2 separate regions of the Homo sapiens genome follow, and region 2 is linked to region 1. A link is a loop called in an ENCODE intact Hi-C map of the cell type or tissue named here. Cell type or tissue: ascending aorta. All regions are shown on one strand. Each heading gives the region's core, and the rest is flanking DNA. Links, peaks and the distances in the headings are about the cores only.

Region 1 (6,833 bases), core at 2,342-4,841:
AAGCAAAATAAACACTGAAATAATTTTACCAAAAAAAAATAAAAGGAGTGCCACATTTTTTTATTTTATTACTACCCAAATCATCCTCAGCTCAAAGAAGACTTAGCTTTTCTGCCAGCCAAATGGCCTTACTATAAATAGGTATATTTATTATGCCCTAAACATGCCTTGGGACTGACATGCTATTTTTTGTGGACTTCATAATTATAATTAGGCCCGGTGTAGTGGCTCATGCCTATAATCCCAGCACTCTGGGAGGCCGAGGCAGGTGGATCACTTGAGGTCAGGAGTTCAAGACCAGCCTGGCCAACATGGTGAGACCCTGTCTCTACTAAAAATACAAAAATTATCCAGGCGTGGTGGCGTGCGCCTACAGTCCCAGCTACTTGGGAGGCTGAGGCAGGACAACTGCTTGAACCTGGGAGGCAGCGGTTGCAGTGAGCCAAGATCATGCCATTGGACTCCAGCCTGGGTGACAGAGCGAGACTCTGTCTCAAGAAAAAAATAAAAATAAAATAAAATACATAAACGAATAATAATTATAATCAACACACCGTTTCTCTCGTGCTGTTCCAAATATTTTGCACACTGAAAGATGACAAATGGGCCAGGCACACTGGCTCAAGCCTGTAATCCCAGCACTTCGGGAGACCAAGGTGGGCGGATCATGAGGTCAGGAGATTGAGACCATCCTGGCTAATACGGTGAAACCCCGTCTCTACTAAAAATACAAAAAAAAATTAGCCAGGCATGGTGGCAGGCGCCTGTAGTCCCAGCTACTCGGGAGGCTGAGGCAGGAGAATGGCGTGAACCCGGGAGGCGGAGCTTGCAGTGAGCCACGATCACGCCACTGCACTCCAGCCTGGGCAACAGAGCGAGACTCCGTCTCAAAAAAAAAAAAAAGAGGACAAATGTAACATATCCAGTGATGAGCATGTCGGTCTGGGACTGTGGGAGGCAGAGGGTGCAGTGAGCCAAGATCGCATCATTGCATTTCAGCCTGGGTGACAGAGTGAGACTCTATCTTGAAAAAATTTTAAAAAAAAATTACTAAGACAAATCAAATTCCCTGACCTGCAGTCAAATGTATTTCTCCTTCATCATGAGCCCCTCAGAGAAACAATTAACAAATTTATTTTTTCACTCAGCCCTTTTTTCTAAATGCCAATTGAGTATCAAAATGTTTTCTTGTCTACTCAGCCCACTGAAGTGACAATAAAATAATGAAAGCAGCCTGTGACTCAGCAAGTTTAATAACATAGAATGTTTATATCTTGGCAAATAACACAGTCAGCAAATTTATGTGTGTCATATTTCTTTCTTTCTCTCTTTTTTGTATTTTTAGTAGAGTCAGGGTTTCACCATGTTGGCCAGGCTGGTCTCGAACTCCTGACCTCGTGATCCACCCACCTCAGCCTCCCAAAGTGCTGGGATTACAGGCGTGAGCCACCGCGCCCGGCCACATGTCATATGTCAACCTCCACTTTTTAAAGCTTTTTGTCTACAGTAACCATTTGAAGAACAGGAAAGAAAAAAGCAGTATTTTCTAGAGTACATTATAGGCAGGGAGACAGCACTAGCTGTCTACCCTCCAGGATTCCCATCTTCAGCCTGTCCAATGGAACCTGGATTGTTCAGATGCTGGGAGCATTTGTGCTTCCTGGTTCCCTCTCTAATCATTGAGATGCATGTGCTGACTCATCTAAGCAGCCACCAAGGCGTGGGCCTGGACCAGCGGATCCACATTGCCTGGGAACAGGTTAGAAATGATCTGCTTAGGCCCCCTCCAGGCCTGCTGGACCAGAAACCCTGGAGCCCAGGAACCTGTGTTTCATCTAACTCTCTGGATAACCCTGACGCATGCTTGTGTCGAGAACCTTGGTCTAACCAGGGGTGTCCAAACTTTTAGCTTCCCTGGGAAACATTAGAGGAAGAATTGTCTTGGGCCACATATAAAATACACTAACACTAATGATAGCTGATGAGCTAAAAAATAAGTAAATAAAAAATAAATAAATAAATAAATTTTAATAAAATTTATTTAAAAAATAAATTTAATAAATGAAATTTTAATAAATAAATAAATACAAATTAAAAAAATAAAAATCTCAAAAAAAATCTTACGATGTTTGAAAGTTTATGAATTTGTGTTGTGGCACATTCAAAGCCATCCCGGGCCATGGCCCACGGGCTGCTGCAGCTTGGACAAGCTTGATCTAAACGAATCACAGCAATTCTGCTCCCTTTGCCAACTACTGGATTAGGCTGGGTAACTGTGACCAATGAGGGCTGAGAGGAAGTCTCCCAGGAGGCCTCCAGGAATGCTTTACTCGTTCACATACAGAAAAGAACAAGAGGAAACAACCTATCCCTCCTGTTTCTGGTTGAGATATGGTCATGTCTTCATATGACAGATACTTGGAACTGTAGCAGCAATCTTTTAACCATTAGGTGAGAAACCCAAAGACCGAGCCACTAAGTCAAGGATGGTGGAAGGAAAGGGCCTGAAAGAGCCCTGGCGACCTTGGTGAGCCACTGAGCATTCCTAAAAATACCCAATCTCCAGGCTCCTCGTTAAATAATGTATTTTTTAAATCCCATGTGTAAGCTATTTTCGGCTTCTGTTAACTTGCAATTCTGACTGTAACATTTTTTTTTTGTCAAGTCAAGCCTCAAAATAGTATAAACAACATAATCTCATTTTTATGTTATATAAATTTATACATATTATATATAACTGTATTATATTAAATGTTCTATTATATAATATTTTAATGGGAAGTATTTTGGAAAGAATGAATCTATAACTTTTTTTTTTTTTTGAGACAAAGTCTCGCTCTGTCGCCCAGGCTGAAGTGCAGTGGCGCGATCTCAGCTCACTGCAAGCTCCGCCTCCCGGGTTCACGCCATTCTCCTGCCTCAGCCTCCCGAGTAGCTAGGACTGCAGGCGCCCGCCACCACGCCCGGCTAATTTTTTGTATTTTCAGTAGAGACGGGGTTTCACCGTGTTAGCCAGGATGATCTGGATCTCCTGACCTCATGATCCGCCCACCTCGGCCTCCCAAAGTGCTGGGATTACAGGCATGAGCCACCACACCCAGCATTTAATCTTTTAAGAGCTCTTCAAGGCCTTTGTGACAAACATTCATCTTTACTGAGTTCTATCAATAAGGAATTTTTATGTGATGGCAACACTTCCTGTTATGCAACCGATTAATTGCTAAGCAACTACCAACAGTTACTTCTAGACAAAGTGACACGTTAGTAGCGCCCAGCTAAAAGGCTGAAAGCCCAGTGCTTGGCATTTGCTCCTGCCAATTCCCAATTATTTATAATAGCAGAAGGATGGCATTTTGTGGGTAAACACTCTAAATCCAAGACCTCAAACTCACTTGCTGATTTAACTTCCTTGCCATGCAAAAGTCAAAAAGTACAAAATGCAAAACAACAGACTATTATTCATACCATCCACTGGAACATCAGTTAAACGAAGATAAAAAGCAAGACGTAGCTTAAGAGGAGGCAGCTGATCATTAAATTGCAAAGCTGATTTAAAAAAAACATCAGCCTCAGAATTAAAAGCAATTTATAGTTAGTTCTGGAAAGGCAAAAGTGTCTTCCCACACTCACTGCAACTGACACTAAAGGCATATAAAAATCCTTATAAGGGCCAGGCACAGTGGCTCACGCTTGTAATCCCAGCACTTCAGGAAGCCAAGGCGGGCGGATCACGAGATCAGGAGTTCAAGACCAGCCTGACCAACAAGGTGAATCCGCTTCTCTACTAAAAATACAAAAATTAGTTGGGCATGGCCGGGTGCGGTGGCCCACGCCTGTAATTCCAGCACTTTGGGAGGCCTAGGCAGGCGGATCACGAGGTGAGGAGATGGAGACCATCCTGGCTAACGTGGTGAAACACCGTCTTTACTAAAAATACAAAAAAAAATTAGCTGGGCGTGGTAGCCATGCGCCTGTAATCCCAGCTACTTGGGAGGCTGAGGCAGAAGAACTGCTTCAACCCAGGAGGCGGAGGTTGCAGTGAGCCAAGATTGCACCACTGCACTCCAGCCTGGGCGACAGAGTGAGACTCCGTCAAAAAAAAAAAAAACCATTATCAGTTGAATTATCAAGTAGACAGCATTTTCAGTGTAACATATTTTAAGACCTCTTAAAGCATTAGATGTCAAAAAGCTTTACAATGGAAAAAAGAGCCACAACTTTGTTCTATTTTTCAGAGGGTATCTCCTAGAATGAAAATACTACTGGTTACTAAAACAGGCTACCAACACCTGTGCCAACACAACCAGAGGGTTGACAATTAAATGTCAAAACAATACTTGCTCAGGCACAGAAGGATCACTTGAGACCAGGAGTTTGAGACCAGCTTGGGCAACATAGTGAGACCCCATCTCTATTAAACACACACACACAGACACAGACACACAGACACACACCACACACACACACTTTTTTCTATAAAACTAGAAATACCAATACAAGTAAAATCCTTATACAATAAACATGTAATACGATGTAACACAACCACACTCACTGATTACTTAACTTCCCTTTCTTGAATTAATATAATACTACAACCTTATGTCCAAGCTGCAGAGCTCACACGCCAGAGTTGATGCACGACCGACACGTAGTGAACTTAAGTTATTCATGCCACGATCCACTTCAAAAAAAGGATTTGAGTCTGACATGGAACGAACTGGCAGGACAAACTCAACTGGACAGGGCGGAAGTGGCATGCTTATGCAAGATTTTCACTCTCATGCTCCTGCTTCTAGGTTCTGGGATATGCTTTAAAGACCAGTTTAAAGATGAGTTTACCTGAGATAACTGGTCTGTTTAAGATGCAACAGGAAGAAAAACCTAGAAAAATAGCTGCTATTTGAAGACAACAAAAGAAGCATAAAGAGAGCACCTGCGGCTCAGCAGGGCAGGTATTCCGTCCACCTACAACGCTGACTGCACTGTCAAATTCTTTAGCTATAGAGTGACTGGCAAAAGGAAAGAAATACAGCAATTCCACTTCTAGAAACTTATCCTAAGGAGAAAATTAGGGGAGTGCACAAAGAGTTAGCTCAAGGATATTCATTGCAGCTCTGGAAGAACAGAGGGTAGGTCAAATATGTCATGGTACAGCTCTCCAGAGGCGCAGCACTAAGGGAATGGAAAATAATGAATTTAGACACGCAATGATGTCACACTGGTAAGTGCAAAAGCAGCCCACTAAGAAATATAAACCACAGGCTTGGCGTGGTGGCTCACACCTGTAAGCCTAACACGTTGGGAGGCCAAGGCAGGCAGATCACAAGGTCAGGAGTTCGAGACCAGCCTGGCCAATATGGTGAAACCCTGCCTCTACTAAAAATATAAAAAATTAGCCGGGTGTGGTGGTGCATGCCTGTAGTCCCGGCTACTTGGGAGGCTGAGGCAAGAGAATCGCTTGAACCCAGAGGTTGCACTGAGCTGAGATCGTGCCACTGCACTCCAGCCTGGGAGACAGAGTGAGACCCTGCCTCAAAAAAAAAAAAAAAAAGAAAAAAAAAGAAATACAAACTATAGGATCCCATTAAAAAAATCTGTATATAGGTAGAGATAGATGTATTTATATTATATTTATCTATAGATAGAATTCTAGAAATATAATAACCAATTGTGGCAAGATCATGAGTGCTTTTGTTTTTGTTTGTTTTGAGATGGAGTCTCGCTCTGTCGCCCAGGCTACAGTGCAGTGGCACGCAATCTCGGCTCACTACAAACTCCGCCTCCCGGGTTCAAGCCATTCTCCTGCCTCAGCCTCCCGAGTAGCTGAGACTATAGGCACGTGCCACCACGCCCGGCTAATTTTTTGTATTTTTAGTAGAGACGGGGATTCACTATATTGGCCAGGCTGGTCTTGAACTCCTGACCTCAGGTGATCCACCTGTCTTGGCCTCCCAAAGTGCTGGGAATCCCAGGCGTGAGCCACCGCGCCCGGCCATGAGAGCTTTTATATTTCCTGTTTTTATTTAGCTGTAATCCCTAATTTTGCTTTTCTATGATAAATATTTATCAGTTTTATAATAGAAAAAAAATTACTGAAATGTTTAATGGGCAGAGACGCAGGAAGTCCTTAACATTTTCAGATATTCATTATACACCATTTTCTATAAAGGGAAAAGAAAGATTTGCTTTAACAGGTCATTTTGGCAATATGAAATAGCTTTGTTATATGGAGCTATGATTTATAATAGTACTATAAGTAATGGAATTTCATCTATAGAGAAATTTGCACAAATACTGAAACTATTGACATGAGAGAATAAGAGATACTTACGGCTGAGTGAAGTCACGAGTGATGAAATCGGAACTCTTGAAAAGCAGAAAGATGTCGCTGAGGGTTTTACATTTCAGAGAACTATTCATTGCTATCCAATACGCATCCTAAAGAATGAAGCACATGCTATTTAGTCCATATTCCATGTTGGCTGCTATGAATGCTCAGGCCTATAACAAAATCAATAATGCATATCACTTCAAGGGTTTAAGGAAGAAAGTCAAGTAAATTTAAGCAGTACTGTCAAATGTTAAATTATGCTTAACAACAAAAAGCGTCACCACTGCATTTCAGACACTTGGTTATGAACACTGAGATGTCAGGGTCCTCACATTTCAGCCCAGGCCTAAGTACTTCCCAGTGTTTTTCTTACTGATAATAGAAGAGAAGAAAATGAGGTATCAGAAACATCGACATTTTGGCTACAAGATTAAGGTAGTAAAGAAATAGCCTGACCAGCTACTCTCCAAGAAAAGAGAGATCAATTTCCACTCTTCCCGTT
Region 2 (2,500 bases), core at 1-2,500, 110 kb before region 1:
TGCCCAAGATCACAAGGCTCATCAGAAAAGAGTGGAGCCTGCAATAAGTTTCCATCTGAAAGCAAAACCCGCTGTGCTGTCCTGCTCCAGAGAATGTCACTGAGAGGAGGACTGCAATGCTTCATTTTATGTGTCAACTTGATGGCACCACGGGGTAACGATGAAGTAGAAAACCCTCCCCATTGTGGGAGGGCATCGACCAATCCACTGAGGGCCTGAATAGAGCAAACAGTTGGAGGAAAGAGGAATTTGCTCCTTTTTCCCCTTCCTGGCTGATTGTTTGAGCTGGGACATCCAATTTCTCCTGCCCTGAGGTCAGGAGTTCGAGACCAGCCTGGCCAACGTGGTGAAACCCCGTCTCTACTAAAAATACAAAAACTAGCCAGGTGCGGTGGTACTTGCCTGCAGTCCCAGCTGCACAGGAGGCTGAGGCACGAGAATCACTTGAATCCGGGAGTTGGAGGTTGCAGTGAGCCGAGGTCACACCACTGCACTCCAGCCTAGGTAACAACAAAAAAAACCTTGGAAAAATGTCTAGGTCTGTATTTATCACTACTTGGTCCTGAGAGTGGCACTGAGGACAGAGATCACATCCAGAGGTTCTGTTCTGCTGCTACTAGCATGGGAAAGCCCAGTGTTCCTTGATACCAGTACAGATGTGAAGCCTTTTCCCTTCAGCTATCTGCCTTCTGCTGAGAAAGGAGAGAAGCCAGAAGCAGGTTTCCCCACCTGTCCCATGTGCACCGACCCCGCACACGCTCACCTATGACAATGTTACTCATGCCATTTCCCTAAGGCATTTAAGTCACCGGGCAATTAAAACCCAAGATGCTGGGTGTGTGGATCCAATCAGGGCAGCCTTCACAACGCCCAATTATTACCCGGAAATCCAGCATTGTTCTGGAATCCCTGAGGTTTCTTCAAGATGACACTTGCATTTCTAAGCACAGAACTCCAACTTCTTCTTCATTACCCTACCGGCCTATTTCCCAGGAAGTAAACAAGCACAATGTCATCATTCTATTCTATCCCGAACCTTCCTACAGCTCCCTGGCAGAAGGTTAGCGGGGGTTTTCTCTCTCTAGTTTGGCTGACTCAGATCTCTCCTCTCCCCCTGGTTGCCTTGAGGAGGCCGAGGTTCTAGGTTTTCTGGTTTCAAAATAAATTGGCAGAAATCTGAAATGATGCCAATACCGCCTTCCTGCCCGCAGGCAGCTGGGTCCCAGTGGGAGGTCTCTTAGCAACCAGGCTCAAATCAAATATTTGGGCGTCTGGACACATTCTGATTGGAATGAGATCATAAACAAAAACTTCTCTCTTTCCCTCAACCCAGTTACCAAGCCCCTGGGTTGCTGCCCTGCACCAGGGAAGTCCGTGACTCATGCGGAACCTTCAGTTACAGGCAGGCCCCACAATGAGACATCGCAGTCCCAGACGGCCAGGCCAGAGATCCACTTCTATTTCTGTCTTGATAGGTAGCCTTGCACAAGACATGCCAGCTTCAACTTTTTTGTGGCTGTGCCTACCTAAAACCCAAAGTTTTAATTTGATCCCAAAGTTTTAAAGGAGCTTCTGCACGCAGCTCCTTCCAGAAATCAAACTGTTCCCAGGTTCAAGGAGGCATGAGCTTCAGTTCAAGTCAGAAGCAAACCAGAAGAAACGAGGGTTTCTGAGTCCTCTCTTCCTCCATCTGCCATCTCGTCCTTCTCTCCACCTTCCCTGCAAGTGACAAATGACGCAGGGTTGAGAGAAGGGGCAGATGGATGCTAGCCAAGGGTAGTTTCACATCTTTTATTTTCCAACCTCTAATCCCAAGTTTTGTACACTCAGAAAAACAAAATACACCAATTTTGGCTTTGGTTGCTAATTTCAATTGGTATCCTTACACACAGGGGAGATTTTATCTCAGTTTTTTTTTTTTTTTTTTTTTTTTTTTTTTGAGATAAAGTCTCACTCTGTCCCTCAGGCTGGAGTGCAATGACGCGATCTTGGCTCACTGCAGACTCCGCCCAGCTAATTTTTGTATTTTTTTAGTACAGACGGGGTTTTGCCATGTTGGGTAGGCTAGTCTCGAACTCTTGAACTCAGGTGATCCACCCACCTCGGCCTCCCAAAGTGCTGGGATTACAGACATGAGCCACCATGCCCAGACATAAAACTCTATTGTATGGATATAAAAGCTGAGATAAAGTCTCCCCTGTATATAAGGATACCAATTGTCACCTTTAAAGATACCCTACCCCTTACCCTGGGGGACAAACATTGCCAGGTCCTAAATAAGCACTTAAAGAATTGAATTAGCACCCAAAACACCTGGAAAGTCATTTCTTCTTTCAGTGGTAATAAGCAAGTGGTAAATTAGGCACCACTGGTTTGCCTCCACCATGCTCTAATTTTGTGGCTTCAAGGGCGGCAGGTTGCGTAACTCCTCTCAGTCTCAGTTTCCATATCTGGAAAATGGAAATAATAGTAGTACAGACAGTCGTCTACTTACAATAAT

What was found. Hi-C counts contacts between places; a loop is a spot of excess contacts. Peaks named below come from ENCODE experiments on the same cell type or tissue, not always from the same donor. Only the 100,000 strongest peaks of a DNase experiment are listed, where the experiment ranks them.
Region 2: it touches region 1 in a loop (3-fold over the local background); 2 of 110 quality-filtered maps call a loop at or near these places.

Annotation. Positions count from the first base shown.
Region 1 is chr10:12,216,966-12,223,798 of GRCh38, reverse strand. It overlaps CDC123 (cell division cycle 123), which reads right to left. Exons shown (of 13, transcript NM_006023.3): 6 at 6,332-6,438. Among named protein-coding and RNA genes, the nearest start is that of CDC123, 24 kb to the right of the region's middle. In ascending aorta, for the core only: no CTCF peak of the experiment used is centred there; a DNase peak (open chromatin) is centred at 3,278; H3K27ac peaks cover 1,762 bases.
Region 2 is chr10:12,332,661-12,335,160 of GRCh38, reverse strand. No RefSeq gene overlaps it. Among named protein-coding and RNA genes, the nearest start is that of CAMK1D, 16 kb to the left of the region's middle. In ascending aorta, for the core only: no CTCF peak of the experiment used is centred there; DNase peaks (open chromatin) are centred at 1,370 and 2,026; H3K4me3 peaks cover 453 bases; H3K27ac peaks cover 2,500 bases.